2 separate regions of the Homo sapiens genome follow, and region 2 is linked to region 1. The links are chromatin loops, found by intact Hi-C in ENCODE. Cell type or tissue: endothelial cell of umbilical vein. All regions are shown on one strand. Links, peaks and the distances in the headings refer to the core of each region. The heading gives the core; the rest is flanking DNA. Region 1 overlaps FMNL2 (formin like 2). Region 2 overlaps FMNL2 (formin like 2).

Region 1 (16,458 bases), core at 5,638-13,637:
ACGTCTTCAACGTACCCCATAGGCCTGGGCTCTAAGGCATGCAGAAGGCCATTAGAAAATGATATTTCACTCATCTCCAATTAAATGAGTTAACACACCTTCAGCACAATGTTCATTTTGCCTATAACAGAACATTAATAAAGAGAAGAGAAAAGGTGAGTGTGCACACAAGGGCACGTTGGCAACCCACTGCTGTCTGTCAAGGAAGAGACAAAGGATAGCCTGGTCGCAAGTTCTAAAATGGACTAACGTGAGAACTCATTTCCAAAACTCAAGCACAGTACAGTCTCTTGACTTCCACATAGAAAATGAAAACCACTTTATTTTGCAAGTGAAGGGATAATTAGTCATAATTTGATAAAACCAGTATTATAAAAATTTCAATATAACCAACTGCTCAAAGCACACATCTGCTGCCACTGCTTTTTTTGTTTGTTGGTTTGTTTTTTGTTTTTAAGTTCAGGGGTACATGTGCAGGATGTGCAGGTTTGTTACGTAAGTAAACGACGTATGCCATGGTGGTTTGCTGCACCTATCAACCCATCACCTATGCCACATCTTTTAAAAATCCAAGATAGATGTGTAAATGCAATATATGCACAGAATTGTTGAGCTGAATAAGCAAGATGTCAGATTATTTATCCCAGCACCTTCATATTACAGAGAAGAAAACTACAGCACAGAAATTTCGACTGCTTAGTGTAACGTTCATGGCTCCCAGGCACAAAAGCAGGTCTTAGATCCCCATCATACTGTGTCAATTCAGACATATCTGAGAGCATCAATTTCTAAAAACTTAGAAATTAAAAAAGAAAGAGCATTTCCCCAAAATTGAAGACAAATTGAAGATAGATGCCACAGAAGTCTTAGAAGGGAAAAGAAAACAAAAAAAAAAAGACAAAAGAAGTGGGCTATCTAAGGGATCTGTCAGTAAATACCAACCACATTAATTCGGCAACAGTTCTTTACTGCAAGTCAGCAATAGCTGGCACATTGAAATACTAAGCTTTTAGCCTTTCTCTCTTTAAATTTCAGTAAAACCTCTATCGCTGAAATGGTGCTGAAAAGAAAAATGAATCGCTAGAGGCAGGAAGTTATTTCCAGTTCATGCTCCACTTCCCACAGCTAGACCCTTCACTAGGCTCTAGAAAAGGATCAAGAGTTTACACACAATGTAAGGCAGGGGCACCGGCCTAGAAAGGGACAGCTCTGCATGGACACATTTGGTCGGACACTGCGTGCTGTCTTCAGCTTTAACCATTTTCTTTCTTTTTTTTTTTTTTTTTTTGTTCCTCTAAGGCTTTTTTAAATTTCCAACTTCTATTTTAAGTTCAGGGGTACATGTGCAGGATGTGCAGGTTTGTTACGTAGGTAAACACGGTGATTTGCTGCACAGATCATCCCATCACCCAGGTATTAAGCCCAGCATCCATTAGCTATTCTTCCTGATGCTCTCCCTCCTCCCACCTGCCTCCTCCCTCCTCACACACAACAGGCCCCAGTGTGTGTTGCTCCCCACCATGCTCCCATGTGTTCTCATCATTTAGCTCCCACTTGTAAGTGAGAACATGCAAGCTTTAACTATTTTCATGCAGCAGTGTTAGATGAATCTCTAGACAGACCAGAAAAATGGCATCAGACATTAGACTAGACCTTGAGGTATATGACATATTATAACTAGAAACACTTTCTACCCCACCACTCGAACTATCTCTATCCAAAGTCACTAATGACTTATGACCAATAGCCACATCACAGAATTATAGAACACAATTAGTCAAAACACAGGGTTTGCTATAAATTCTTATTTCAAAATACTAGAAACTTCTCAACCTCCCTAGATATTCTATAGGGGTCTTTACAAAAAGAATAAAATGGTATCATTTCAGGAAGGTTTTTAAAAGAGAGTCCTTAAAAAGTTGGCTATCTACCATATATTTGATGCAGCAAAAGGAAAAAGGCTCTTAAATTATGCAATAAGCTAACCTAGAAGACATCAAGAAACTAAATGGAAAATATATTTACAAATGAGAAGAAAAATACTGCAGGCAACACAAAGAGCAATAACCCATATTTCTATGGCATTTTAAACTTTACATTAAACTATAATGGCTTACTACAGCTGCCCCTTTGTTTCCATGATAAATCTGTACATAAAATAATTGTAAATTGTGGTTTGCTTGCTTTTTGTCCCTCACTGCCATTAAACCACAGACATCTAGAAAAGAAGAAAGCACGGTTCTGATTTGCTTTTGTTTTGCAGGATAGAGCAAGAAGCCTTGCACACAGAAGTCACTTAAAACATTTTTGGAATGAATATGTTACCAATCAGCAAATATTTTTCAAGTTTGATAAAATGCAAAGTTGGCAAGAATGGGTTGAGACAGGTACTCTCATACACCACTGGTAATTTAAATAGGTGTTGCCTTTTACAAAGGGGGAATGTGGCAATTTGGCAGTGTGACAATATCCTTTAAAGACAATGGCAAAGTTTCCATTATATACTGTTAATTGAAAAAGGCAAGGTATAGCACAGTACACTGAATGTAATCCTATGTTGTATTGTTTTAAAGGTAGAGTATACTCTGCATATAGGGTGACCACGTGTGGCCAAGGGTATGTGCACTGCACAAACCCAGGGGGAGTCATTCCTACTATAATCTAAATACAATCCATATATCTAATCCCAGGGGCCCTGCTTGACTGCATACACGATTCTGGAAGGATTTATAAGAAGCTTCATAGAGGTTATCTCAAACGTTAATACTGGGGGATAGAATTTACATGAAGAGGAGGAAGTCTTGTCTTCCCATGTTCTACCCTTTTGAAATGTTTTCATTTCACATATTACCTTGAAAGTTTTAGTCTCATTTTTAAGAGAGATGTTATGTTGAAAAAAAAAGACAATAATGGAAATTAAAACAACAAAAAATGATTTCATTTTATTTATTTATTTTTTAAGAAGGAGTCTCACTCTATCGCCTAGGCTGGAGTGCAGTGGCATGATCTCAACTCACTGCAACCTGTCTCCAGGGTTCAAGCGATTCTCCTGCCTCAGCCTCTCGAGTAGCTGCGACTACAGGAGCACAACACTATGCCTGGCTAATTTTTTTATTTTTAGTAGAGACTGGGTTTCACCATGTTGGCCAGGCTGGTCTCGAACTCCTGACCTCAAGTGATCCACCCATCTCAGCCTCCCAAAGTGCTGGTATTGCAGGTGTGAGCCACCACACCCAGCCAAACAATGATTTTAAAGCATTAACTTCTCCTGCTTTTAAACTTCCCATCTGGTTTCCCTCTTTCCTGTAAGTTATCTTTTAGGACTCAGGGGTTACTAGCACTGATTTTCATTTTATGCTAGTTTGGGACCTAATCAGAATGATTTCCTGCTCCTAACCGTTCCAACATCAGAGTAGGAGAAACAAACCAGGTTGATACAATCCTCTCCTACGAGGAGTTGGAAGAGGATTTTGTAAAACAAAAACACTGACTCGCTATTACATGCCATGTGAGCCATGAGGTAGAGACCAACGGGCATGGCAGGAAGAGTATGGGCCACAAATGCTTGATTTTTTATGTATTTCTTTAGATGGATGAGTTGTGCTTAAAATTTACTTTTCTTACAAATACCTGTTAGGCTTCTTAGAGACCACTGCCTAATGCAAACAGGTGATAAGGCTAAACTTTAAATATATTTCCTTATGGTAATTCAAGTTGACAATAGGAATAGGCTATAAACAGCTTTTCTAAATACCAAGTACTGCATATATGCAAAACAGATTGTTGTTTTATATGCTTCTGTGTTTCTCAAAAAAAAAAAAATCTCAGTATCAGCTGCCCATCAGAATCATCTGGGGAGCTTTGAAAAAACATCAGTATCTGGGCCCCACCTCTGACTAATGAAGTCGAACCACTGTGTCTGCACTGATGATCAAAAGAAAGCATTTCACATCAAGTCTGAGTACGTATTCATCTTGTGACGTGACAAAGTGAGATGAATTTTCAAGAACTATACATACAAACAATGCTTGAGGCACTGAAAGTGCACTGCCACATGGCTCCTGCCTTTGGAACAAAACTCTAAGCAAGTGATAAAACATACTAAGGGCTATGGCAACCACAACCGAGGGGCCATTGTCTTATATCTCTACCGGCTGCTTGTCTAGGCTGCTACCAGTGCTTAAAAGGTCTTCTAAATACACAAGTACCCTGTCTGACTTACTCCTAATAACAGCTGTTATTCCTACAGCTATTCTGGAGAGCATTTCAGCCACAGACACACAAAAATAAATAGCCAATGACACACAGCTCAAGGTCCATTGTGGCCTAAAGAACCCTGAGCTTCTCTTCCTCACTCCCTTTCTCCCTGTCACCCATCTCCATTTACTCAGATGCCATAACACTTAAATATTTTTATATAACACAATGAGGTAGATGTTAAAACTTCTTCATCATCCTGGAAATGATTTATCCCTACCATAAATCTATCACAACGTATACCCAAAGGCTAACAGAGGAGATATTCAACCTACCAGGTCAGAGAATCCTCCACAGAAAATTGCTAAAAGGTCCTGCAACCCTCTCTGTGTATTCTGGCCAAAGTTAATACAGTTTGTTTCCTGAAGTGCTCATACCAGAGAGATGGGATGGGGGAAGTCGTTTGGAAACCGCCAAGAACTATTGATTAGAAACACATGGGAAACCACAAAGGCATTACACCTTGACTTCAATTAACCAAAGGAGGGTTCATATCTCTTTCCAATGTTATAGACAAGACATACTTAAAGCTCCGCTCAAGATGTGTTTGGGGCATGTTTCACAATAAAAATACCTGGTATAAACACGACTGTAGAACTTTAAGTGGTTCTGGCATATTAAGATATATGGCTGTTTTGTTAAAATACTTTTTTGATCATTAAAAAGCAGTATAATTAGAACAAGTATTAGAAGGACTACCAATCATTTATTTTTATTTTTGGTTTTTGTTTGAAAATTAAGCCAAAGATATTTAAGAACAGAATTGTCAGAAAAAGATTATGTAATAAACAAGTTTCTATAACTGCCATGTACAGAGATTTTACTAACATTTTTATCACACTGAACTGAGAATTCTGAAGTCCAATTTAGGATTAATCACCAGGACAGAATGGAGGGAAATTATAAGACCACTTGGCAGTTACTCCATCTCAAATAACTCTGTCTCCAATTCCTTTACTGAAATAGCACATAGCACTCTTACCTAGAAAGATCTCATAGACCCGTCTATAGCTTTATAATAAGGCCCATATTGGATTTTCAGGATGCGAAAGCACCAGAAAATTAACCCAGAAAACTGGACTGCTCCTTTCATCTAACTCTTTACAGGGGTTTGGAAAACTGACTTGACCATTCTTAGGTTTCAATGCCTACTTATGTAAAATAAGCAGGTTGATTTTGAAGGTTTGCTAAAGTTCCTTTCAGCTCCAAAAATTTCTTCCAGTTTACAACTAGAACAAAAATGATACATGAAGAGTTAAAAGTGAATTAACAACACAAACTCAGCGCCCTTGTATCAATGCCATCACTTGATCAAAATGTTCCTATGGGCAACTAATGTGTTATACCAGACATAGTGTTTCAAGCTTTGGCTTTTCCAATTTTTAATATATTCTAACAGTTTTGACAGAATACCCTGCATTCCACATACTCACTTTGATTCCCTCTTGAGCATCTTCTTGTGACCTTTGATAAGTTAAAAGGGTCTTGAACTGGATGAAAGTCTGCCAGAAGCAAATGGAGGGGCATAACTTGGTAGAATAAAAAGATGGTAGGCCCGGGCTAGGAGTGGTGGCTTATGCCTGTAATCCCAGCACTTTGGGAGGCCGAGATGGGCGAATCACAAGGTCAGGAGTTCGAGACCAGCCTGGCCAACATGGTGAAGCCCTGTCTCTGTTAAAAATATAAAAATTAGCCGCGCATGGTGGCGCACGCCTGTAATCCCAGCTATTCGGGAGGCTGAGGCAGGAGAATCACTTGAACCCAGGAGGTGGAGGTTGCAGTGAGCCAAGATCATGCCACTGCACTGCAGCCTGGGTGACAGAATGAGACTACATCTCAAAAAAAAAAAAAAGATGGTAGGCCCAAAAAACACAAGCAGCAAATCAATCAATTAATAAATCCCAAGTACATTACACATTAAGTATGAAGAGTCAAATTTTCCTCCCACCAAAACGCGCTAATCCGTTATATTTACTAAATACAAAGGTGGACAGACACCCAGCCCGGGTTCCTTCATGTGTACCACCGAATACTTCCACAAGGTTTTTGTGCCCTAAGGACAGGGGAATGCTAAACAAAAACTAGAGTGGTCATTTTCCCTTTGAGGCCGAGAGGGAATTACTATCATGGTTGCTATCTTCCAAATTCAGAGAAAGGTAATTTTTAGTGAACAGCTGAACTTAATGACTATACCAGCCTCATGAGCTTCCCTCCCCAGAATCCTAGCACACTAGGAGATCAAAAGGCCTTCCCCCTAAACAAAGAAAAGGTCCCAGGCTTCAAAATAGGCAAGGTTAATGGGCAGACCCACCAACTATAATACAACCATTTGCAAAAGAAGAGGAAGGAGGTGGGCTAAGGATATGGGGCAATGGGCCCAGTTCCTCCCACAGATCATTCCAGACCAGGCTTTTCAGACCTTCACCAAGGACCTTTTGACCAGAACACAGACACCCCCAACCCCCAACTCCCTCAGGTAAGGGACCTCAAAAGCACATCACTCTAGCTCTCTGAGGTCCAATATAGAAAGCAAAAGTCCATCAAAGCATGTTTTGCTCCCTATGATACCAAGGCAAAGAAGAGGAGGGTAAATGGACAGAGGAATCCTAGATTACTGACAAATGCCATGCAGACCACCAGGATGGATTTATCGGATCTTATTTTATTCTGTACTAAGGCATCTGAGACCCAGGGCTATCTGAAGCTCTGGCTGTTTCCTAGAAGGTACTGGCTTTTACTCTTCCTGATGCCTTCCATCCATCTAGTTAGCTACTGCTTCCCCCATTCTTTCTGGTCTCATCAGGTGCTTTAGAGTGCTTAGAATAACACGTTTTGATTCCCAACTCCATCATTACCAGCTCTGTGACACTGGCCAATCTATTTACCTTTTCTATGCTTCTGTTTCTCTATCTGTAAAATACAAATATTAAGAGTACCTTTCTCAAAGTGTGTCAAGAGGAATCAACGAATTCAATGAGTTAATCTTCACAAAGCACTTAGAACAGTGCCTGACATATGGTGAGTGCTATATTGTTTGATTAAAATTAAATAATATAACTGGATTGTTTTTAACACAAAAAATAAATGCTTCAGGGAAGATATCCCATTTTACATTATGTGATTATTACACATTCCATGCCTGTACCAAAACATCTCATGTACCCCATAAATATATATGCCTACTATGTACCCACAAAAATTAAAATAAAAAAATTTTACTTAAATAATTTTCAAAGATGATTTCTTCTTCTTCATAGCCAGCTAGAGAACCTAATAGCACATCAGAGAAGGGTACCTTAAAAGAGCAGTTTAAAACTGACACAACTGTTGCAAAGTTTCTTTTGGGGCAATGGAAGTATTTCCAAATTAGATTGTGGCAATGGTGGCACCACTCTGTAAATCTACTAAAAATCATTCAAGGCCGGTTGCGGTGGCTCACGCCTGTAATCCCAGTACTTTAGGAGCCTAGGCGGGTGAATTCCTTGAGCTCAGGAGTTCAAGACCAGCCTGGGAAACATGGCAAAATCAAGTCTCTACAAAAAATACAAAAATTAGCCGGGCGTGATGGTGCATGCCTGTAGTCCCAGCTCCTGGGGAGGCTGAGATAGGAGGATGGCTTGAGGTGAGCCCGGAGGCAGAAGATGCAGTGAGCCAAGATGGTGTCATTACACTTCAGCTTGGGTGACAGTGCAAGACCCTGTCTCCCAAGGAAAACTCCCCCACAAAAAAATCATTTCGGTCTATACTTTAAAATGAGTGAATTTTATGGCATTTAAAGTATACCTCAATAAAGCCATTAACAAAAAAAGAATGAGACAACCATTTATCCAATGAATCAACTATTAAGTCACAAAATCCAGGATGCCAATCTATTCCTGGTCCCCCTTCAGGCAACAGCATGACAATGATGATCACGGGGCATCATGAACATATGTGATCTCTTCACATTGGGCATCCGTGACTTAAAGAATGGGCAAAACACAGAACGAGGGAATCCCTAGGAGGCTTTCAGCTTCTGGGAAGAATGTTTCACATACCCACAAAACAATTTAAGCCCTTTGTAACTAAGAAAACATGCCTCAACAGGCAAGTACTTTCCCTGAACTTCTTAAGCCTATTCCCCTAAACATGGGAGGCAGCAGGTTTGACCTAAAGAGCTCAGGCCCTGTCAGATTTACAAAGGTGATTAGATGATTTCAAATTCAGCCTGCATGGCCTAAAACAGTTTATTTTGACCTATCCACACCGGTTTCCTCATCAATAAACCTACCTAGCTTGAAGGCATTACTTAGGATTGGAGATAATAAACGTAAAATACCTAATGTTTGACACAGGGTAGGCATCAAACACAGTAGTGCAGTAATAGCAATTACTTCATAGTTAAATATAAACATAATAAAATGCACAGTGAGAGATCATCATGCAAAATAAGGGAACCAAACCTTTTCTCTACACTTACGCAATTTCTATAACATCACTCCCTGGTCATATCTCTCTGAGTGCACATGACTCAGTACAAAGGAAATGAGCTCCCGGGTAGCCAGTAATCAGTAACAGGAAAGGCACTGCTGCCAACAGAATTGAATCATCTCACATTTCTCGAAGTTCCTAGGTGAATTCAGTGTCCTCTGAGAAGGCTTTGGAGAAAGCCACATGAGGAGGATTTTGGGAGGCAGAATATACAACTCTCTACTCTTAGTCATGTCTGTGCATTTCACATAGTAAGTAGCCACTCCTATATTTCCCCCTTTGCAGAGCCTGTGGATGGAGATTTACATCTCACAATTGCACTTGAGTTTCCCCAGAGAGGTTAGCACTGATTTGTTGTCCCAACACGGTTGCATGTTATTAATTGTCCAGAAACAGAATGATATGGCAATGGTGCTTAGGTTGTACCTGTAACCCTAACACTGCTGCAAATATAGTAGGATAATTAATTTGTGGTTGGTTCAAATACCTCACATTACCGGCTTTGGGATAAAACAAATTACTGCCCACAGTAAGCCATGAATTTATTTTTCAAAGACTTGAAGTCATTCATTCCACTGACTTCCTCAGAGCCAAAGATACTGACAGAAGTGTTGTACCCACTGACAAGAAAATGCCTAAAGGGGAAATGAGTTGTTAGGGTGGCGGGGCTGGGCAGGGCGTTGTTTCATTTCAGTTTTACCATTTTACCTACTAATAACAATGCTTACACAGTATTATGTGTTTCCAAAATGTCCCCACATACAAGATGCGTTGGACGGTACCCTACAATCCTTGCAGAAAGGCAAGCAACCAACGCCAGACATCTCAGGCGAATAACAGGCAAATCTGAGTCCGAAACCCAGTTCTTCCTACTCCTAGTCTTTCCTGTGCTCAATTTCATGATGCTTCTACAACTGGGATTCAGAGTGGAACTCAGTCAAGGTTTTTCCACCAGTAGGTTTGTAATAACTTACAAAGGTACCGTCACAGAAGGCACCCCCTGCAACCTCATAGTGGAGGATAAAGTCCCTCAGGTCCATTCAAATCACTTTTCTCTTTGCTTTAGTCTGCAGATCTCCACATTAATCAGTTGGGATGACCTGGGAGGCAGCTCAGTGCTGCATCTATCTGGCAATTTTTGGAATGAGATGTCGCTGGTCAGCTCCTTCCTGAAACAGAGATGAGCTCACCATTGATACCCAATGCCCCAGTGCTGAGTACCATCCTTGTCACTTCTGCCTTGTAAGATAAGCAACAATTCTCGGAGAAAGACCTTATTAAAGCCAGTACTTTCAGATCATACTCAGAAACCGATGCTTCTTTCCAAAAACTTCAGGTTCAAAAAGCAGTTACTAGGAAAGGGGTGTGACTTTTTTTCCTACTGGCATTTTAAGTAATATTCAGCTTGTACTCTTAAAAATCACGTTTACAAATGAAACTCTACAGAAAACACTTTTTAACTCAGTTCTACCAACAGTTCCATTTGGCTTACAGGCATTCTCTGTATATTCTGAAAGTTTCTATAATTTGTGGTGACCAAATTCGTCTTTTCACAAGGCATTCATTTCTGTGTCACTACTCTCTTTTAAATACTCTGGTGTTTACTAACCATACCCTGTAATCTCTGTTAATGGGGTAGTTCAAGATTCCTTTTCAAAGGCTTTTTGCTTTAATTACTGCTTTAGCCTTTTGGTAAAACTCGGCTTTTAGCAAACTGGCCTGCAGGGGACAAGTTTTTAAATTATTCTCAAGCTTTCCCTATCCCTTTCCAAGTTTTTCCAAACTACTTAAAAACCTCTCAGCCTTGAGGGAAGGATGATAAATTGGATGATTTTGCTGTCTCTGATGCCTGGCATTAGTCTTGGTTTAATCCATTTTTGTCTCACCAGAAACTTGCCTGTTACAATCGGAGTCTCTCCCATATTCTGCAGCTTCCAGCAAGTGTATTCCCTGATAAAGCTCCCCCAGAGTTCCAAAACAGGTCACAGGGAGCCCAACAGTCCTCCTGGGGTGGTCTCAGGGGCGCCTAGACACAGTTTTGCCCTGTGTTTCTCCTTTCTGTAGTGAAGCCCACATTTGGATTCTTGGTTCAAATGCTTTTCTTCAGAAAACTGGTAACTTCAGGATGGATCCCAGAAAAAAGCTATTAAAATTAGTCATTTTAGATCTCAAAAATAAATTAATTTACTCCTCCTGAGGCTTGGTACCCTTTGACCATCACGTTACCATTTCCCCCAGCCCCTGGTAACCACTCATCTACTTTCTGCCTCTATGAATTCGATTGTTTTGATCCCACATATGTAAGAACATGTGGTGTCTTTCTGTGTTTCGCTTACTTCACTTAGCATGTTTTCTAATTCCACTCATGTTGTCGCAAATGACAGAATTTCTTCCTTTTTTGAGGGCTATTCCACAGCATGGTAAATACAATAATAGCATACTGTACATTTCGATATCACTAGGAGAAAATCTCAAATGTTATAAAAAAGTTAAATATTTGAGGTGAATAGGTTAGGTAGCTTGATTTAATCATTCCACATTGAGTTCAAACATCATTACATCACTTTGTACCCCCTTAAGTATTTGCAACTATAATTTGTCCATATATAATAAAAAACAAAAAAAGTCCTTTGAAAGGCAAAAAGAGAACATGACAAAATATTAACTGATCAAGGATGAAAAATAAGTACACTCTGTTTAAACATAGTTTTAAAAAACCTATGCATAAGTACAAATCAAAACCACAATGAGATGCTGTTTCATACCCATCAGAATGACTATTATTAAAAAAAAAAAAAAAGGAAAAGACACATATCCTTTGCAAGCATATAAGGATATGGAGGGCTCGGAACCCTCGTGCATTGCTAGGGTGCAGCAGACACCGTGGAAACAGTATGATGCTTCCTCACAAAGCTAAACATAGAATTACCATATGATTCAGCAACTCCACTTCCAGTTACATACTCAAAAGTACTGAAAGCAGAAACTTAAACAGATACTTGTAACCAATGTTCATAGTAGCATTATGTAGAATAACCTAAAGGTAGAAACAACTCATATGTCCATCAATAGATGCATAGATAAACAAAATGAGGTTTCTATCCATGCAATGGAGTATTACTGTTCAGCCTTAAAAAAGAATGAAATTCTGACAAATGCTACAACAAGAATGAACCTTACCAACATTATACTAAGTGAAATCAACCAGACACAAAAGGACACAACTTCCCTGATTCCACTTATGAGTTACATTGAATAGGCATATTCATGGGGACTGAGAAGGAGAACAGTGGTTACCAGGGGAAGGGGTGGGGGGAATGAAGAGTTACTGTTTAATGGGTAGAGAGTTTCAGTTTGGGAACATGAAAAGTTCTGGACACAGACGGTGAAGATCATTGCACCACCAACAATACAAATGTACTTAATGCCACTGAACCGTATGCTTAAAAATGGCAAGGATGGTAAATTTTATCTTAACGTTTTACCACAGCAAAAAATAAAAATTAAAAACGTGGCCAAAAAATGAAATGAAAAAGAAAATCACCATGTAAATGCAATGGACTAAGGGGTAATTTTTCTATGTTTCAATTCTTCCAAAAGAGCTGCTATAATTTTTAAAAATTAATGCATTTGCTGGGTGCAGTGGCTTATGCCTGTAATCCTAGCAGTTTGGGAGTCTAAGGCAGGCAGATTATCTGAGCTCAGGAGTTCGAGACCACCCTGGGCAACATGGTGAAACCCCATCTCTACTAAAATACAAAAAATTAGCCAGGCATGGTGGCAAGCACCTGTAGTCCCACCTACTCGGGAGGCTGAGGCATGAGAATTGCTTAAACCCAGAAGGCAGAGGTTCAATCAGCGAGATCAGTGAGCCGAGATCATGACACTGCACTCCAGCCTGGGCAAACAGAGCAAGACTCTGTCTCAAAAGAAAAAATAATAATAATAAAAATAATGCATTTACTCACACACTCACTGGTGCACAAATAAATAGGCAGGGCAGGTCAAAAATAACAGTCTGGGTTCAGTGGGAAATTTAGCTCTAACAATATGAGGCACAGAGGAGGTGAGTTACATGTCAGAGGAGCAGGCAGCAACCGTAGATGGAAGCAGAGCAAAAGGGGATATACATCAGGTGCCAGCATGTTTTCTTCCTTCTGATCTTTTGCCTCGAAAGCCAGCCTTTCAGCCTAAGCCTCAAGGCCCTGATCACCTTGGGTGATGTGCACAGATCACAGGAACACCTCAATGTAAGCAAATCCAACCTTGCAATGCCCTAGACTATTTCCTGATCCCCGCTTGGTCCCACTGTCAGCACAGCACAACAACCAACAAGGCTGTTAACCTGCCCCAAGAGTCTTACAAATCAGCAGATTCAGCTGACAGAAAGCCAAGGAATTTTCTCTCCACATCGATGTCATTCAATGAAGACTTCTGCTTAAACCAGAACCGTGAAGTTTTGTATCCGGAGACTTCAAGCACAAGTTCAACACCAACCTCCAACAGACACCTCTCAATCACTGGCCCTAAAGGAGCAGAAGGGCATCCATTCACAGATCAATGTGTGTATTTTCTAATTAGCTTAAGGAACTTTGCACATGTCAGATTTGAACGTCTATGCTACCTTATGGTTTGTTCAGGTAATTTCGTGTTCCCTAATGAGACTAGGATAAGTAATCGTGTAGAAGTTAATACAGAATTGTAATTCACTACAGATACCCACAGAGGACAACCTATGCCTGTATTGTTAAGGTTTGACTATCCAGATCTACAAATTCAAGTTGAAACTTATTTCAGCCCTCCTTGGAACAGTCCACTAATCTAGAAAACACTGGGACTATTCTTCCCGAGCAGTGAAACATCCACACAGGTTAGTAACTACAGGCTGCTCTAATTAATTACCTGAGACACAATTGGTGGATGTTAGAGTTTGTTATGTTGTTGTATTTTTAATTCCATTTGCCTACTTGATCCACATTTTCATGCCTTGGCTGTGACACTTTAGAAATTAAAACATCCCAATAGTGTATAATTAAAAGTTAAATATAGCAGCTACAATCTAATTTCATTGAAAGTCTCCTCCAAATCACAGAAGTGCCACTGGCCTGGCCTGGCTAGAAGTCAGCATGGACAACTCTAGATTCAGGCACTTTCAACTGTGATGCATTTGTAAAAGCTGCAGCTGGGCAATGGAAAGAAGTAACATATTTGATTCTAGCTTTGGTCTTTTACTTCAAATGTTAGAGAAACTGAGATGTTATGGAAGCTTTGCCAACCATCTAAGCAGCCCTCTCCAGTGGGGGATAAACTCTGGTGCAGTTTCTTATAGAAATTAGAAAGTCAGTTCATTCTTCATAAAAGCTGAAGACAAAAAATAAATGAGTCAGTAGTTACTATTAGTTACTAGTTTTGCTTTGATAAAAGAAGTGAACACCACTTCCCAAGTCAATTCCAGAAATGTGGTAAGTACACCACACTCCCTGCCCTGTCTCTGGAGGTATCTTTGTATCCTCTTTCACCAGCAACCTCCAGCTCTCATAGGCATCCTGGTAAGATGAGAAGACTTCTGCCTCTTCCCTTATGGTTACCGAAGAAAGTTTCAATAGTACCTCTGGAAAATGAGCCGTATGTCCATAACACTATCCCTCTACTCACCAGTCTCTCTAGAAGTAGTTTTGCAATCCTGAAAAGCCCTCCTCCATCCATGCTTGGCAGATGCTCCAATAAGTGGGGTTTTTCCAAAACTCAGTGAGGCCAACACTGAACATCCATTTCCTGCATGCCAAACTTCACATGAGCTGGCAGCCCTAGGAAGGGGCATCTGAATTCAGCTCTTGCACTTATCTGGATAAAGACGGCTGCCATTGTTGCCCTGGTGACCACATTCACTTTGGCAGAAGCAGCTATGGTAAATATTTCTTCAGAGAATCAATTCACATCAACCATGTCCCTTTGGTGAAGAAACTACTTGCTAATTTATCTTGGGAAAACTTTTCTCTGAAAGTTTACAATGTTTAAAGGCGGCACTATCTCTCCTCTGACTTCTATGGCATAGCATGGAGCCCACAACTGGCTTATTTGGAACAAACTTAATATCCTAGGAGTAGATACCAACTATAGCATAGTTCAGAGGGGGGAAAAAATTCTCTTGAACTCAATATTAGTATTACCCACCTCAAAAATAGACCAGTGTGTCAGCAAGCTCTACCTGAGGTATGCCTAGATTCTAAGTTGCCAAAATGGAAAACATCAGGCAGGAGAAAACAGAAGACACAAATCATATCTGTAGAGTGAGTCACCGTTTTCAAAAACAGCTTTAGGAAACAATAGATCACCTTCTCCCTACAACAAGCCTGTGAAGTAAGCTGAGTGTTATCATCCCTATTGTACAGATAAGGCTGAAGAGGTGAGGTCATTTACCCACAGGTACTCAAAATGCAGCAGAGCTGCGTGGTGAACTGAGGTCTTGACAAATCCAAGCTGCTTCTGTATAGACCATGCTGTCTCCGAGCCAAGAACCTGCATGATTCAAAAACTCCTCCATCACTGAGAGGTGGGTGTTCACATTAACATGATCAATCCCTGGGGTTTTTTTGTTTTTTTTTTTTAATGTATCAGAACTGACATAAAGTTGCCAAAGGGAAGAAGATTCACACCTCTGCTGTAGGTTTCTGCACCACAGCTTAAAATGACCCAAGTATTAGTGACCCACAGCACAGCTGAATCTGTGGAAAGATACTTTGTACTGGAATTTTGTGATATTTTGATAAGTCCAAGAGGAACTCAGGGACCTTCCCACACATATATCTCACATTCCCCTGACAAACAATGGCAGTTGCTAGACACCCAAGGTCTCCATCACTTCATTAAATCTTTTGTAAGAGTATTACAGGCAGCAACCAGTGAGTGTTGAGGTACACAGGTATGGCTGACAGTTAATGTGAATGCACATGAAAGAGGGCAACCTCAGAGTTAGGAAAAGAAGAATCATCTTCATCCAAAAGAAACAGCTAGGAAGGACTGGTAGAAGGTGCAGAGTTGTAAAGACTTGAGCTTACCTAAAATGGCCTCGAACTCTCCAGCTCGAACTCTCCAGCTAAAATGGCCTCGAACTCTCCAGATGCCAGGGCCATCTGGTTTAGGTGGACCTGGTCATTCAAATCTCCACTTGAGGGGCTACTGTGGGCCAGATGTCATACTAGAAAGAGACAGGATAGTCCTTGCTATGAAAGAGCTTTCAGCCTCAATGGGAAACCAGAAAGCTTCCATCTTTATTCTAGGGAGCTCACAGCTCAGCGGTGAGGATGTCCCCTTCTGACTAACACATGTCCACGGAGAAGTGATACTGGGCAATAACTTTAATGAAAGTTACAAACAGGTTCAGCAAGTAAGAGCTACTATGAGAGAGATTCAAGTAGGAAATAAGGGTAACATCACTCCACCCCCAGTGAGATTCATTAAGAATCATGAGCTTTTCCAAAGGAAAGCAATATACAAAAAACAAAGAGGTGAAAGAGTCTGTATTAGACTGTAGTAAATCAAAGACGTATCCTATAATCTGTAGGATAACCACAAGAAGAGTAAAATACTGTGTAGTTAGCAGGTTCAGAAATAGGAAAAATGGACTGAAAATCTGTGCCTAATCCAAAGTCAAAAAGGAGGAAAAAAAAACATAAAACAGGTAGATCAAATAGAAAACAAACTGTAAGACAGCAAACATAAGCTCGTGTA
Region 2 (16,458 bases), core at 3,681-11,680, 88 kb before region 1:
AATCTATGGTAGCCTATACATCTCAAGTTATACCCACAGATTATCATACACAACACAGAACAGAATGATGGTGCCCAAATCATTCACAACCAAATAGACCTATGTGGTAGCAAAACAGAGTTTTCTGATATCAGCTCCTGACCTGGTTTCATGGTATTAATGCAAACTTGTAAAATCCTTCTTTTACCCAAATATTCTCAAGGCTCATACTTAGAAACCCACAGTGATATGGAGACACACAGGAGGGAAATTGAACAGTATGAAATACACCTTATGTAATATATCTTTGTCCTTGTAATCTCTAAATTAAAACTCACAAGCATTCAGTCACCAGATTTTATAACAGGAACTCTTCTACTATATAACCACTTGCTTAGAGAGAAAAAACATGGACTTTGCAAGTAGTGCTTCTTATGGAAGCAGGGAAAATCATGTCACAAAAGAAATGGCTTAGACAATCTTTTAGAGCTCTTAAATAATAGAGATACAGAGGTTTACAGGAACTCAAAAGAAGGAGTCATTACTTTAAAAAATTTTTCAGTTATGGTAGAAAACATAATATAAAATTTACCTCATAACCATTTTTAAGTTTATACTTTAAGTAGTGTTTATAACTATATTAATATTATTGTGCAACGGATCTCTAGAACTTTTCCATTTTGCAAAACAAACTCTGTACCCATCAAACAACAACTCCCCATGTTCCCTTCCCCGGAGCCATTACTTGTCGCTACAAAAAAGGAAATGGGATGGATTTCAACTGGATGGCTGGGTAGCACAATGAATTCTAATGAGACGGTGCAAGCAAGGATTTACTCATTTATTAGTTTTTGCTAGTTGGGCTCTGGAATTAGACTAGCTAGATTCTAATCCTGACTCTACTAATTACGGGTGATCTTAAACCACACTATTTGAATCCTAAAGCAAATGAAATTAGTAAACACCCCACAGTCGAAAAAGCCAGTAAATGTAATTCAAAACTGAAGAATCGAAATCAAGGGTCAAAAACAACAAGATGTACCATTTATTGACGGACTGGTATGTCTCAGGCACTTAGGCTCTTTGCATGCATTATCCAATTTAGTCTGTCTTATAATCCTGACAAGTAGTTATTATCTTTTCTATTTAACAGAGAAGGAAATCGGAGGACAAGGAGGTTAAGTAATTCCTCCATGCATGAGGTAGGTGGCAAAGCCAGGACTCAGAATAGAGGTCTGTATGATCATCCCCCTTCCATGACATTTAAACTACAATGTTTCTAAAATATGACTTATTTGAACTAAGCAATCTCACAATTCCACTTAAATAACCAGACACAGTCATTAGCACGAAAAGTGAAGGTGGAAATGCATGATATTAATATTTTCATATAAGATACTGGCATTTTAATTGAAGTATTTTAAGATGTTGAAAAATATAAACTGGAGCCAAAAAACTGACTGGGCTGAATACAGATAGCAAGGTACAGTGTCAAATCAATATATACTTAATAAACTCTGCCAAATAACAAATCAAGGTGAGGATACAAATACATGGTAAACTCAGGCTTTGACAAGGCATCAATGAAGCAGAAGGAAAGAAGATGAATACACAAATATAAAACGGAGCATGTCAAATAATCCGACAGAACCTCAGAGAAGGAGCCATTACTTTTTGCTACGGAAAGTAGAAAATACTATGCATTGAGCCTGGATGTGTGGGGAGGATGGTAAAGAATGGCATTAAATGACACAATATGGTTTCTAATGTGTGGGCTTTGGAGATGGGCCACCTGGGCTGCAATCATGACTACCACTCATTTAGAGTGTCATCTCAGCTAAGTTATTTATACTAAATCTCAGCTTCCTCACTTGTGACATGGAAATGATCACCATGGTAGTGATAAGCATCATGAGGGTGATGAGGATGGTGGTAATGTTACTACCTGCATCATAGAGTTTGGGCAAAATTAAATTCGATAATGTATGTACAGTAGCCTCACCCACATCTATGATTTTGCTTTCTGTTATTTCGCTATTTCAGTTCCCTGAGTTCAACCATGGCCCCAAAATAGGTTCGTGGAGAACAATAAGATATTTTGTGAGAGAGAGAGAGAACACATTCACATAAACTTTTATTATAGTATATTGTTACAATAGTTCTATTTTATGATTACTTATTGCTAATTTCTCACTGTGCCCAATTTATAAATTAAACTTTATCATAGGTATGTATATGTAGGAAAAACAATAGTATATATTAGTTTCAGTACTATTTAAGGTTCCAGATATCCACTGAGGGTCTTGACAAGTATCCCCCACGGATATGGGAGGATTACTATAAAATAGTACAAAAGTAAGTACACGGAAAGTACTCAGTATGTTAAATGATATTATTCATATTATCCTCATTATTTTAGGTAAAAGGAAAGATATGAACAAAGGCATGAACACAGGAGAAGGCAAAGAGCTGTGCATCACACAGAATAAACCAGGAGGTAAGGAGTGGGTAGCGTGAGACCAAGTTCATGTGGACATCAAACCAGATAATTTCAAACTTACTCTATGGCAGTGAGAAGTCATCGGCCAAAGAAATATCTAGGAAAAGTCTTCAAGGGGTCTTCAAATCAAATGAGGTAAATGATTCCTCCTGCTCTGTTAACTCTTCCTACATTGACATTTTTCCTTATACCATTATTGGGACATCAAATTAAGTCACTTGGAACTGAGTAATGTACCAATTCTCCTGAGTTCACTTGAAAATTACAACAGCTGAGGGCCTCAGCAGGGTGGCTGCAAATTCAGCACATGGCCTGCCCATCAATTCCCCTCACCTAAAATCCATTTCCTTCCATGACCTATATTCATGGTCCAAACAACTACCTGGCATCCTAAATTTTATTATCTTCCTAGCCTAGAGGATGCTGCTAAAATCTATTCAGCTTCTTTCCTGGCACAGGTCTCAGGCAGCCAGCCAAATAGTTCCCCAAAGTGAATCACCAGTCAGTCATTTTTCATTGTCACTGTTATTTTTATTGAATCATTGAGGGTACTAATATCACCGCCGTAGCCAGTGAAGCTCACAAAGGGAGAAATTAGGCTCTCCCTAATCTAGTAACATCTTGGAAATAAAAGCTGACTAGAAAGCTGTCCTTTCTGGGGAAACTGTGGTAATGAGACATACCTCTAATCTCTCAATCACAATCTTAGGTACAGTCTATTTTCTTAGAAGGCTTGCTTTCTTATGACTCCTCCATAACTTTTTTATAATCAAAAAGTACAGAGCTACAAGAGAAGCTTGTGATACATTCATTCTGTTCTGTCTTTTATAGGTGACCAAAACAGACTAAAAAGGTGAAAGCATTTGTCCAAGTTCACAGAACTGGTTATTACCAATGGTAGAGCAAAGACTTCAGGCTCAGGGGGACATGAAGAGATGTTGGTCAAGTTTCAGTTAGGCAGGATGAATAAATTCTGAAGATCTAATGTACAGCATGGTGACTCTAGTTAACAATACTGTATTGTATAGTTAACATTCGCTAAGAGGGTAAATCTTAAGTCCTCACCACACACACTAAAAAAGGAGGAAACGGTAACTTGAGAGATGATGGATATATTAATTAGTCTGACTCTCGTGATCATGTCTCTAGGTGGTTATCATTTCTCTGTGGTGTTCACACAACGATGAAATTGCCTAATGATGTATTTCTCAGAACCTGTCTCCATTGTTAAGCAACACAAAACTGTATATCAATACATCAGGTTATGCAGTTTAAAATATACCATTTTTCTGTATCCATTATATCTCAATGAAGCTGTTAAAGAGAACTCAGGCCAACATGTCTCTTATTATTTCTCTTTTAACATGAAAGAAGGATCACTTACATATGTTGGAGGGTGTTTGTGCACGTGTGTGAATACACATACAGAAGTTTCAGAAGATCAAATCAGATAACGCATGTAAAGTAGTTGGAACACTTGAAATTTGCTACTTTAATGCACCTCCATCTTTTCCTGACTATAGTTTTCTTAGAACAGAAGTGCCAGCACTTGCCACTGTCTTCATTCCTCCTTGATTTTGGGCTCCATCCACATAAAACAACCCATTTTGTTAATTTATGAACCTCTAGAAAATTATCCATTTTTTAAACCAGTGAACACAACCTAACAGACAAAAATGAATTCCCTAAATCTCATGTGAATTATCTACTGTTTTAAAGTAGTCACACTGTTGCCATCCTTTTTAAATGCAAATAAACAGGAGTTCATTAAAAAAGGAGCTCACTATGTACATATTTATGTTTATGGTATTTATTTAATTGCAAGGCCAGATTATCATCAATACAGACCAAGCTAGGTGGGAGAGCCAATCTTGTCCACAGGACAAAAGGGTGCAGCTATAGCAGTCAAGGACAAGCTCTCCCGCAGCCCATCTTCCTACTACTCCCCATATCATTGGCTTAGTGATTCAACATCTAATAGATGGAAAAACCACACATCCCTCCTCTGGCCAAAGTGCCAGCCCCTAAAATACAGATTCCTATTGCATTTAAACACAAAGAGAATAATGGAAAGAATCACTCATGCAATTTTTTTCAAACTTCATGTCTGATTTTCATTAGAGGTCTGCTGTCTAACGATTCTTGACATGTTCTGGATTTCAAAGAACTCTTCACCTACTGTCTGCTAACTGCTGTGCCAGGAGCTGTGTCTGAATCCACACATTTGTGTGCTGAATGAGGGAGTTACACAAGAGGCCACACTTGAGATGCTAGAAAACTCCTTCATGGGCAATGATTAGACAACATGAGGCCAAATATATTAAGGTACTAGGCTTGCTGGCACAGACCAAAATGCATCGAAATCCAGAGAAAGTGTTCTTATTCTGCTGTTGAATGTCAACTTTCTATGTGATAAGATCTGAAGAGTAAACTCAATTTGATAACTGAAGATACCAAACTCAAATTGTAACATATTAGATATCAAGATTCTACCACAAGAAAGCCATGAGACTGCAGTCTGTATCACCTGCTGATCTGAAGCAGTATATAATTTCACCTGTCCCACTGCCCTGGAACCCTGGCCTCACTCTCCCCCAGCCCTTTCCCAGCAACATATCTGTAATTCCCTTCTCAGGACATTAAGATTATCGCTAGTCTCCCTCTTCTCTTTCACAGCAGTCACTCTGGAAACGATTACTGAACCTGGATTCTATACTCAAGCTTGGCCCAGGTTACAGCCTCATACTATTCAATCTTATGATGGGGATCACCAAAGGAGGAAAAGAGTTCAAGTTTATGTTCAACTAAGGTCACGTCTTCTGAAATAACAAGAGAAAGATTATGCTTTTGTCTTAAAAATGAATATTTTTGCCATAACCATGATCAAAATTATAGCCTCAAATTCATGGCTTCTCATTTGCAAACAGCTGCAACTTCAAAGGTAGACTTGCTGTCATAGGCAGAATAATGGCCCCCAAAGATTTCCTCATCTCTATCCCAGGAACCTGTGAATTTTCCTTACATATTAAAATGTGATTTGCAGATATGATTAAGAACCTTGCGATGGGAAGATTATCCTGGATTACCTTGGTGGGAACCAGTTATAATCACAGGGTCCTTAAAAGTGAAAGAGTAATTTCAAAAGGTGGGGGCGGAATAAGTGTTGGCAGGGATTTGGAAAAACTGGTACCTTTGTTTATTGTTATTGGGAATATAAAATGGTACACCTACTATGGAAATCAGTGTGGTGGTTCCTGAAAATGTTGACCACACACTCAACAGAGGACCCTACATTTCTGCAATGAGGTATATATACAAAGGAATTAAAAACAGAGACTCAGATACCTGAAGTTATGATGTCCTAAGATTAAATTACCAAAAAAATTAAAAATAAAACTATCAACTCATGAAGGAGCCATGTTCTGAAGTAAAGTTCTGCCCTATCCAAACACACAGTAACACTGAGACAACTTAAGGTTTCACCACAACACGTGTTTATCAGTCTTGATGGTCTCATTTCCAGAAACCCACAGTGTCTCTCCAGACAAGCCCAGCCAAGATAGGCAGGAAAGCTGGAAAGTCTTGCGTGGCAGGCCTTCTGGTGTATGACAAGTGGATTAATTTTTCTGCTCTTAGTTTTCTCCTTCTTTGCACTCCTTTAGCCTGCCACTTAGCTTTTGGCTCTCACCCCTCGTGGTAGCGGAAAAGACCATGAAGTAAGTGTTTGCATCTGTGTGTACGACATCCTGGTATTAAAGTAATACTTTAACGTTGCTGGTATTTTTATGGTCAACACCAACAATCAACAAGTTAATTCACACATAATGTCTAAGGGAACACTTTCATAATTTTTTAAACTGCTAAACTCCTTAAGATGTCATAAAAATAGAAGAATTCCCAAAACAACTGACATAAGAGCAACTCAACAACATCAAGATCTTTTTGAGGGGACCACCAATCACATTCTATTTTACTGACTTCTCTTTCTATCCTTACAAAACTCCAAGTCCCTGGAAGGAAAAATAATTTGTTAGTCCTCTTTACAGCCACAGTACCCCAATAAAGTATCTTGTATTCAGATGGTGCATAATTATTGTCTAACAGAATTCTGCTCAGCCAAACAAGCTGCATTTCAATAAACAAAAGGCATTCTGCTCCAAGATCTTTAATCTCCTTTTAAACAAATAAGTAATTAGGAACAGAAAAGCAAGTGTCAAATTTAGTCATTATCTATTTGTACGTGGTTGTTAAATATTATACAAATACTAACAGAGTTTACTTCAACTCTGTAAAGTTAAAAATATATATTTAAAAGCTCCAGATAGGCCGAGCATCATGGCTCATGCCTATAATCCCAGTACTTTGGAAGGCTAAGGTGGGAGGATCATTTGGGCCCAGGAGTTGGAGACCAGCCTGGGCAACATAGTGAGATCCCATCTCTACAAAGAGAAACTTTTTTAATTGGCCAGGTGTGGCTGCATGTGCTTATAGTCCCAGCTACTCAGGAGGCTGGGGCAGGAGGATCACTTGAGCCATGAGCTCGAGGCTGCATTGACCCATGATTGTGCCACTGCACTCCAGCCTGGGCAACAGAGGAAGACCCTCTCTCAAAAAAAAAAAAAAAAAAAAAAAAAAGGTCCAGAGTACAGATATACCTTCTCTTATACTCCAGGCCTGGACCTGACCTGCCTCTCCTACCATCCCACTCACCTTCTCTCCATCAAACTTACATCTCAACCCAAGACCTGAGTCTTCTATATACCATGTTTGGGGTGACCTTTTCTTTGTATTATCTCTAATAGCACTTGTTCAAGGGACCAAATGTGACCGTATTGGTTGCCATTTCACATGTGTACACTTTTTATCCAATGAGAGGGAAAGTTCTCTGGCATATTTGGATGCTTTCTATAATACTCAGAACATGGACAGATACACAATACACATCTAACAGTTATGAGTTGAGCAAAAAAAAAAAATCCCATAATAAAATTAATTCTGATGTGTGGTACATGGAAATTTAGAATTTATACATACAATGCACAACAACTATAACATTAAATAATAGATTATTTATTAAATATGGCTGAACTAAATCATATTATAAACAGGTACCCTTAGATACCTCAATAAGAAGTACCTCTTTCTTGTTGGGGCATAAGGTTTTCAATGTTTGTCTATTTGGAGATAAAAAGGTTCATGTGAAATAAAATCCATGTCATTTGAGTTATGCCTGGTTTTATATTCTCACACCACAGTGGTACATTCTAGGTGTAAAGTGCTACCCAAGTGTGTGGTCTGGTTTCAGCCTAAAACAAGGAAGCATGGTGACATGTGCACTGCATGCACCAAGCAAGGCAATAAGAAGAAAGCATTTTCCAGGGTGGGCGCACACCTACATTTACAGACAAAGAATTTCTGGGAAGCAGGCCCTAGAGTGTGCACTATTCCATTTTAAGTGCTGGACTTGGTTGTGGGCAAGAAAAAGGAAAAAGCAAGCATGCATGCAAGACAGAGATGAAAATGGGCGGGGGGTGGCAGGATGCAGAAATCTGACTGTATTGACCCTCTGTGCGTCTCAGCTGGGTAAACCACAACAGTAGGCCTGGGGGACACGACCCTGGCTGCTGAACTCAGTACACCCACTCAATATGTTCTGGATGTAAACACTTTTCTCTTTCCTACAAAGCAGTGTTATGCTTCTCCAAAAGAGCTACAAGGATTTGGAAGAATGCCAAAATACCACATTGACCATTCAATCTTTGCATTCTTACATTCTATAACAACTCCGCCCCCATCACTCAAGAGATGAACCATAGCTAACTCACATGAACCAATCTATCCTTCTGCAAATTACACCTCAAGTCCTAAGGAGCCCAGGGCTAATGCAACGCACTTCATCCAGTACCTAATGTTGCTTCCCACCCAAAGTGTTTGCCAACTTGAAGCATACCTCTGATTTAGATCTGTCTTCTTCCAGAGGGAAATGCAACTCCAAGTGCAAATGAATCCCTGTTTGATTATTAGGTTTTATAGAGAAGTGACAGGATCAAGAGATTCCTAATTTTCAACTTGAGAAACTACTTAGCACTTACACACCTCCCTAAACAAGCCTTTAAAATCTGATCCTCCACACACCATCCTATCTCGGGGGTCTGTCGTTTCAGCGTTGCTGCAGTGTTCCATCCCAGTCAGCTGCCCACTGACAAATAGGTCCATTCATTGTCTCTCTCTTCTATACATATATTTATAAATGATAAGCACAATATATTCTCTGTTATTGCACATGGTTGGGCAACAGGCACACTGTTTAATAGAGAGGTGCCACACATACCATGCATGATTTCTAAGTGAATACGATTTATCAAATTAACACAAAAGCCATATTATCGTAACTTAATCTTTCTTTAATGACTCTGAAATAACTCCAGAATTTTAGAAAACGTCTTCTGGTCATCACAATAAATTACAATTACAACCTTTGGAATTACTCATACCTGGGTTCAAATTCCAATTACTAGCTGTTCACTCTGGCAAGTAACTAAATTTCTCTGAGTCTCGGTGTTTCTATTTGAAAATGAGAACAAAAAGATCTCCCTGTTAGGACCACCACGAAACACAAAAAGTACCTATCAAAACAGTAGTAGACACATGGACGGTAGCACAGTGTCCACAGAAGAGGCTGTGGCTGCAGACAAAGATTCTAGTCTTCAGGTAAAATAAGAAAATTTAAGTTTATATCACAGAACTGAAACTACTTGCTCGATGTTCATAGGCAAATCACTTAAATTACTTGAACTTTAGTCTCCTCATCTGTAAAATAAGGACAGTATCTACTCCAAGCGGATTTCAGGAGGAGCCTGATAGAAGAAGCTTTATATAGCAGGATTGTTATGAAAATCAAAAAGAAAATGAGAGAACACATGCAAAGTGTTTCATCAAGCTCAGTGCCTGACATAAGTGTTCAATAAACTTTAGCTATTCAGTACCAGAATATGATACAACCTAATTCAAAGAAGGGAGGGGTAAAGTGCTGGAGCATCTTAGTTTCTTTAACATAATGGCTTTGAGAGCTTCTCACACACAGACATAAAAATTTCTGGTGCCATAAACACAATGGATGTTTAGCTAACAGCCAAATAATGAACTAAATAGAAATGTCTAGATCTGTGGTTCTCAAATTGAGTGCCAAGGCACCCCCAAGCACTACAGTGAAATGAATGGAAGCTATGGGATTATTTCCAAAGGAAGCAACAAGACTCAAAATCAGAGACCGCACAAGCCACTAGCCTGAGGTGGTTCAAGTTTCTACCCTGAGTCACGCAACATTTCCTTTCCATAACATCTTACCTTTGCGAAACTGTTTTTTTAGCAGTTGCTGTGATAAAAGCAAGTAACAAGAGAAAATGAAAACTGAACAGGAAAGGAAGTGTGTGCACAATCTGAATTCAACGTGTGAAAGCTGTGCAGTGCCCCATAGCTACACACATATTGATAAGTAATTATGCTTTTAGAAGAATAAAATGAGTTTTTTCCTCACAATTTATATGTAATATTTTCTCAAACAGCCACTAAATTAGTAGAACATAAATAGTTGTTTAGACCTAAGTACTTAATAAATGGAATGGTTAGGTTTTTCTTTTGGTCTAGGAGGCACCATGAAAATTTTTGAGACACTAAAGATGCTATGACTGAAAAAGTTTGGAAACCTCTAGTCTAGATACTATCTACCTCCACCCCCATCACACCTGATATTACTACTTTCCCGCAGCACAGTACATTTTCCGTGTCCATGGGTTCCACATCTGTGGATTCAACCAACCATGGATCAAAAATATTTGAAAAAAAATGCATCTGTACTGAACATGTACAGACTTTCTTGCCACTATTCGCTAAACAATATAGTATAACAACTATTTACATAACATTTATACTATATCAGGTATTATAAGTAATCTAGACATGATTTAAAGTATAAGGGAGGATATGCATAGGTTTTAGGCAAATACATTCTATCAGGGACTTGAGCATTCATTGATTTTGGTATCCATGGGGAGGGGGTCCCAGAATCAGTCCTCCATAGATACCAAGGAAAGACCATATTCTAAAATAAAAGGCCCTCTATGAAGAATTTTAATCTTAAGCTGCATATGAGAAATTATTAAAACAGTTGGACATTGATTTGAGAAATAAATGCACAAATTTTTCAACTAAAGAAATTTTTATCATAAAAACGAGATATTTCCCTAGGGGTTCCATGTAACCAGGCTATCACATAGTACGCAGCACCCTAGTTACCTTGGCAAATAAACTTCAATCTAGGTAAGTTTTTTTCACATGTAACTTCTAAAGAAATCTTTCAGACTAAACACGGTTTCAAAACCATTTGCTAGAACTTAGCTTTGTGATAGAGTACAAATCTAAAATGCCTGCTGTCCTGGCATAATTATTAACAATGCCCCCTTTCACTCGAAAAGTACTCCAATCTGGATGATCAATTATATGGCCGCCCTGATTTACAAGCCAATTACATGTTGAAGAAATCAAGGTATGAATGTCTGCTTGTATTACTAGCTAAGCAAGAACGAGAGGTGTGATTCTGGGTTTCAGTTTTTTAAATAACTCATTATCAGACACTCGAAGACACGGCTGGAGCCGGCTGGAGCCCGATGACCCTTAGTATCCTTCTTCTAACCCACAGTCCTGTGACTCTGAAGTCACAATGGGTAGACAGTGAATCAGCACATCTAGCTGCCAAAGCTACTGACGAATTAGGCTCTGTACCTTACAGATTTCATGCACGTTTTACTAAGTTGTTGATAACCTGTAATAATAAGCCAAGTAATGACTTGGGTTTCCTTATTTAAAGAAATAAGAAGAAATGAGTAAAGAAAATATTACAAGAAAAGCAATTCATTAATTCTAAATTCTCCTTTGTTCAATTGTAACAAATTTAATATTTCATTTTAAAATAGTCACAGTTGGAATTGTTTCTAATTCTATCCATTTTTTTCCTTGTAACTCAACCTGCCCTTAGATAAATTTTAATATCTTTCTTCATACAAAACAACATTTCTTACTCATTAACACTATATTTTTTCTTCCCAAGAAACCCAGTGGCTGGTTTTCACACTTGACTCTCTACTATTCCTTTCTCTAAAAATGGAAGGTGCAAAGATTTTCTTTCTCACAAAATCTCTCATGCTTCAGGGTTTAAAAAAAAAAATCTTCTGACTTAGTAAATATAGACTCTCAAAGAATGAGCAGACTCGTGTGTGACTTTTCATAACATACACAGGACAGAAATACTACAAATAACTTTAGATAAACAGAGGGAAATATCATGCAATATCCCTCTAACTTGATTTCTGAAGAACTGTGCTTTAAATGTGATGGCATTTCAAGACAAAATTAACTTGCTGGTTTCACCTTTGCTTTTCCTTACACGTCAGTATTTTCTACATTTAAGGCCTAAGATGAACATGAATGACAGCATTCACCTTCTAGAACTCTGAGTGTCTTCAGAGTATTAATACACAGATATGCACATTCCTAAGCCCCCGCCTGACAGTAATGATTCAGGAATTCTGAGATCTGGGCCCAGGAATCTACATCTCTTACAAGCCTCTGAGATGAGATCCGTATGTACATAATTTCTTAGGTCTACTGATAAACAAGTGCCTCAGTGCATAAGAGATAGAAGCTTACATTCAGTAAACAACCCATTTACTCATTTCTCAAAATTTTGAGCATGAATATATTAAAACACACACACACAATGAGATGCGGCTATGGAGAGACACTAAACAGGTTTTTAAGAAGCCTCCCTGCGGCTGAGCGCGGTGGCTCATGCCTGTAATCCCAGCACTTTGGGAGGCCGAAGCAGGCGGATCACGAAGTCAGGAATTCGAGACCAGCCTGACCAACATGGTGAAACCCCATCTCTACGAAAAATAAAAAAATTAGCCGGTCGTGGTGGTGCATGCCTGTAATCCCAGCTACTCAGGAGGCTGAGACAGGAGAATCTCTTGAACCTAGGAGGCAGAGGTTGCAGTGAGCCGAGATTGGCCTGGGCGACACAGCAAGACCCCGTCTCGAAGAAAAGAAAAAAAAAAAAGCCTCCCTGCATGTGGGTAGGAGTCATCTTAGCAAAGGACATACTGATTGTTCTTTTTTGTTATTGTTGAGCCAGAGTCTCGCTCTGTCGCACAGGCTGGAGTGCAGTGGCACGATCTTGGCTTGCTGCAACCTCCGCCTCCCATGTTCAAGCAATTCTCATGCCCCAACCTCCCGCGTAGCTGGGACTACAGGCGCGTGCCACCACGCCCGGCTAATTTTTGTATTTTTAGTAGAGAACGGAATTTTGTCATGTTGACCAGGCTGGTCTCAAACTCCTGATCTCAAGTGACCCACCCGCCTCGGCCTCCCAAAGCGCAGAGGTTACAAGCATGTGCTACAATGCCCAGCTTGATTGTTCTTCATTGTGGAATGTGTAAACAGTTCCCCCACCTGAAGCAAGGGTGGAAATGCAGTTGTGAGAGAACATCCTGGCTCTTGTCCTAACAATTTTTTTCCCCACTGCAATACCTTCCCCAAATTTGTCTGACCCTTAGTAAAGAACTCCCATCAGCTCACTCTTTTCTGCAGTTCCCTCCTTACCCAACTTAGAATCCATGGCCCAGGTAAATAATGTTCTTGATCTTGCACCAGTGTTTCTTGCTCCTCTAGCTGTCTTTTTAGCACAGCCCCCAACACACCCCCAAACCTAGACAAACTCACTGACCAGTGATATAGATTTTTTGCTTGACCAAACTTTAGTCAGGCTCCTTTACATTCTCCTACATCCGTGTATACACTTCCTTATAAAATCTGGTTTTGGCAAGAACTCTAAGTCAGTTTATCCAGAATTCCCCACCCTCTATGTCTAATCACCCCCACTAATTAATTGGGTTCCTCATCCTCTCCCATTCCCCAGATGGTATCTGATCACCCTGGCCTGCCTTCAACAAGAATCCTATAATAGGTCAGGATCACTTTAACCAGAATTCTCTCCCTTTCTTCCCCTACTTCACTCCTATAGCCCTGATGTTTCCTCCTAGTAATTTTCCATCCACTGACCTCCACTCCACTCCTTGGCTATAAATTCCTATTTGTCCATGCTCTGTTCAGAATTGAGCTCAATCTCTCTCCCTCACTGCAAAAATCCCACTGCAGTGGTCCCTACGCCTATCGTGATGGTACTAAATAAAGTCTGCCTTACCATCTTGAACGAGTGTCATGAGTAATTCCTCTTTAATACCATTTTGTCCCTCCTGATACAGAAGCACCTGAGACTGCAGAGAGTGCCATGCAACAGGAAGATCAGTCAACCACAGAGCACCAACTATCACTTGCCCGGAAAACATCTACCCTCAACACTGCCCAGGGAACATCTACCTTCTTCTGGTCAACCATTTACAATCTCTTCCAACCTCCAACCTCCATACCCTCTCCTTACCCCCTTCTCTCAATATAGCCTCACCCCTTGTATGTCATGAAGGAAATAAACCCCCTTATACAAGAACTCGCTCCCTTTCCTGCTACTAAACTCGCAAACCCACCATACTTCTGTACCTTCCTCTCCCACTCTCCGCACAATGAAATAAAGATGGTACTTATTTTGTTGTTTTTGGGTTTTCTGGGTTTTTTTGAGTCGGAGTCTTGCTCTGTTGCCCAGGCTGGAGTGCAGTGGCACGACCTTGACTCACTGCAATCTCTGCCTCCCAGGTTCAAGCAATTCTCGTGCCTCAGCCTCCTGAGTAGCTGACACTACAGATGCCTGCCATCACACCTGGCTAATTTTTGTATTTTTAGTAGAGACATGGTTTCACCATTTTGGCCAGGCTGGTCTCAGACTCCTGACCTCAGGTGATCCACCCACCTTGGCCTCCCAAAGTGCTGGAATTACAGGCATGAGCCACCACGCCCGGCCCAAAGGCGGTATTTTTTCCTATCTTGGAGACCATCCCTCTTATATTCTTCTCTCATAGACCATTGTGAAAAATAAATGTTATAACCTGTGTTTCACAAAGCACAGTTTCTGACACATTAAAAAGAATTCAATGAATAGACGCTGCTTTCACCATTAAGGTTTCCAACAGGGTTGTACCTAGTGGGTGCTCCAAGGATGAAAACAATCAATCCTATATTTGAATGGGAAGAGAGAATCAGATAAGCACATCCTCAAGCAAAACTCTGTTAGCGCCACCTCGCCCAAAATAACCCAAGTGTTTTCCACAAGAAGAACTTACCCTATAGACTCGCACGAAGAACAAGGGGTTAAAAAGTTAAGGCATCAACATTTTCTTGTTTTTGATTTAAAAACTACTCAAAGCTACTGTTAAATGACAGGGCATAACAGTGAAAACTAGGTTCCTTTCCATACTTGCTACCATGCAGTTACAGTTTCTCCTTCCGGAAACTATAACTTATGAAATTTAAATGAACTAGAACGTTTGGATCACATTCAAAGTGTACACTGGACCTTCTGCCAATATGTAAATCGCAGGGGGTTCACAGGACCCCATTAGAGAAACAGTACAGTATGGACTTTCACAAGATTCATTCTCATCATCGTCTTCCTTCTAAATGGAGTCTTGGCAATTAATTACTCAAAATTAAAAAAAAAAAAGTCACGCAAATTTACACAGATGGAAACAGAATATCTTTACTTGTTAAAGCCAGGAACACAATCAGGCTCTTTGCTCCCTTCTGTGTAAATATTCCTGAGACCCTCTCACCCAAAACCGTGGACATCCTGGGGGATTTTGCTTTCCAGCATCAGGGCAAGCTGGCTAGTTTGGTTTGGAGCCTCTGTACTGGCTGCTCATTGAAGATAAACTTAACAATTGAATAGAGCCTTCATTAGCATTTCCATCAACCCATTGGGAGCTCTCAATATCAGCTCATAAAGAATTATGCTTTTAAGTTACATGTCTTTTAGAAGAGTCAGATACATTTTCTGAGTTCCCTTTTGGGAAGGTCATCCTTCAAGTTCAACTGAATGCAGGTAAAAGCTAACCCTATCCCCGAGTCACTTTAGAAAAGCAATTACATTCTTACATCAACAATATAGCAAGGATAAAAATATCAAAATAAAGAGATAATCCTTAAATACATTTAGCTTTAAGGAAAGCATATTAGGTTGAGGACTCTATTTGGGAATTACTGGCCCACAGGGTTTGATTTCAGGGCATAAGGGCACAAAGAATTGTTTTTACTGCCTGTAAAACTTTTAAAACCGTCATGAAAAATGTGAAAGATTTCATAGAAGAATCAAAATTTTCATCTTCTCATGAAAATTTGGAAGCCCTCACAGCACCGGCCTGCCTTGCCAGTATGGGCTAAAGCCGAGTGGCGCCTGCCTCGGTCAGGGACTTAACTCACAGGCTTGCCAAGGTTCCACCACTCCCTTTTGTGTCAAATCCAGGCAGATTTTACAAATTTAAGAGACCTAACTGACTCCTGTAGACATCCGAGTTTTGATGCCTGGTTTTTTTGTTTGTTTTACCCAGGCTGGAGTGAAGTGGTGTGATCTCGGCTCACTGCAACCTCTGCCTCGCTGGGGTTCAAGTGATTCCCCTGCCTCAGTCTCCCGAGTAGCTAGAATTACAGGCACCCGCCACCACACCCAGCTAATTTTTGTATTTTTAGTAGAAACAGGGTTTCGCCATGTTGGCCAGGCTGGTCTAGAACTCCTGACCTCAGGTGATCCACCGACCTCGACCTCCAAGTGCTAGGATTACAGGCGTGAGCCATCGCACCCGGCTTGATGCTCATTTTAAGGCATTGTTAGGATACTGGGATATGGTAGAGGGTAGGGGATCTATTTGCTGCGGTTGACAGCTGTTGATTCTTTAGCTGAACGAATCTCAGGTGCTTCTAAGAAAAACGTTCTGAGCCGGTAGATGGCAGAGTTTTAATTAATCAGGTGCTGGGGGGCT

Evidence for each region. Peaks named below come from ENCODE experiments on the same cell type or tissue, not always from the same donor. Only the 100,000 strongest peaks of a DNase experiment are listed, where the experiment ranks them.
Region 2: a loop joins it to region 1, with 1.8 times the contacts of the local background. A loop is called at or near these places in 3 of 110 quality-filtered maps.

Annotation. Positions count from the first base shown.
Region 1 is chr2:152,414,046-152,430,503 of GRCh38, reverse strand. All of the region lies in intron 1 of FMNL2 (formin like 2), which reads right to left. Among named protein-coding and RNA genes, the nearest start is that of FMNL2, 87 kb to the right of the region's middle. RefSeq lists enhancers at 5,379-6,104, 6,105-6,831. In endothelial cell of umbilical vein, for the core only: no CTCF peak of the experiment used is centred there; DNase peaks (open chromatin) are centred at 8,713 and 11,613; H3K27ac peaks cover 1,748 bases.
Region 2 is chr2:152,500,394-152,516,851 of GRCh38, reverse strand. All of the region lies in intron 1 of FMNL2 (formin like 2), which reads right to left. Among named protein-coding and RNA genes, the nearest start is that of FMNL2, 170 kb to the right of the region's middle. RefSeq lists an enhancer at 15,085-15,660. In endothelial cell of umbilical vein, for the core only: no CTCF peak of the experiment used is centred there; DNase peaks (open chromatin) are centred at 8,091, 9,801 and 11,211; H3K27ac peaks cover 2,321 bases.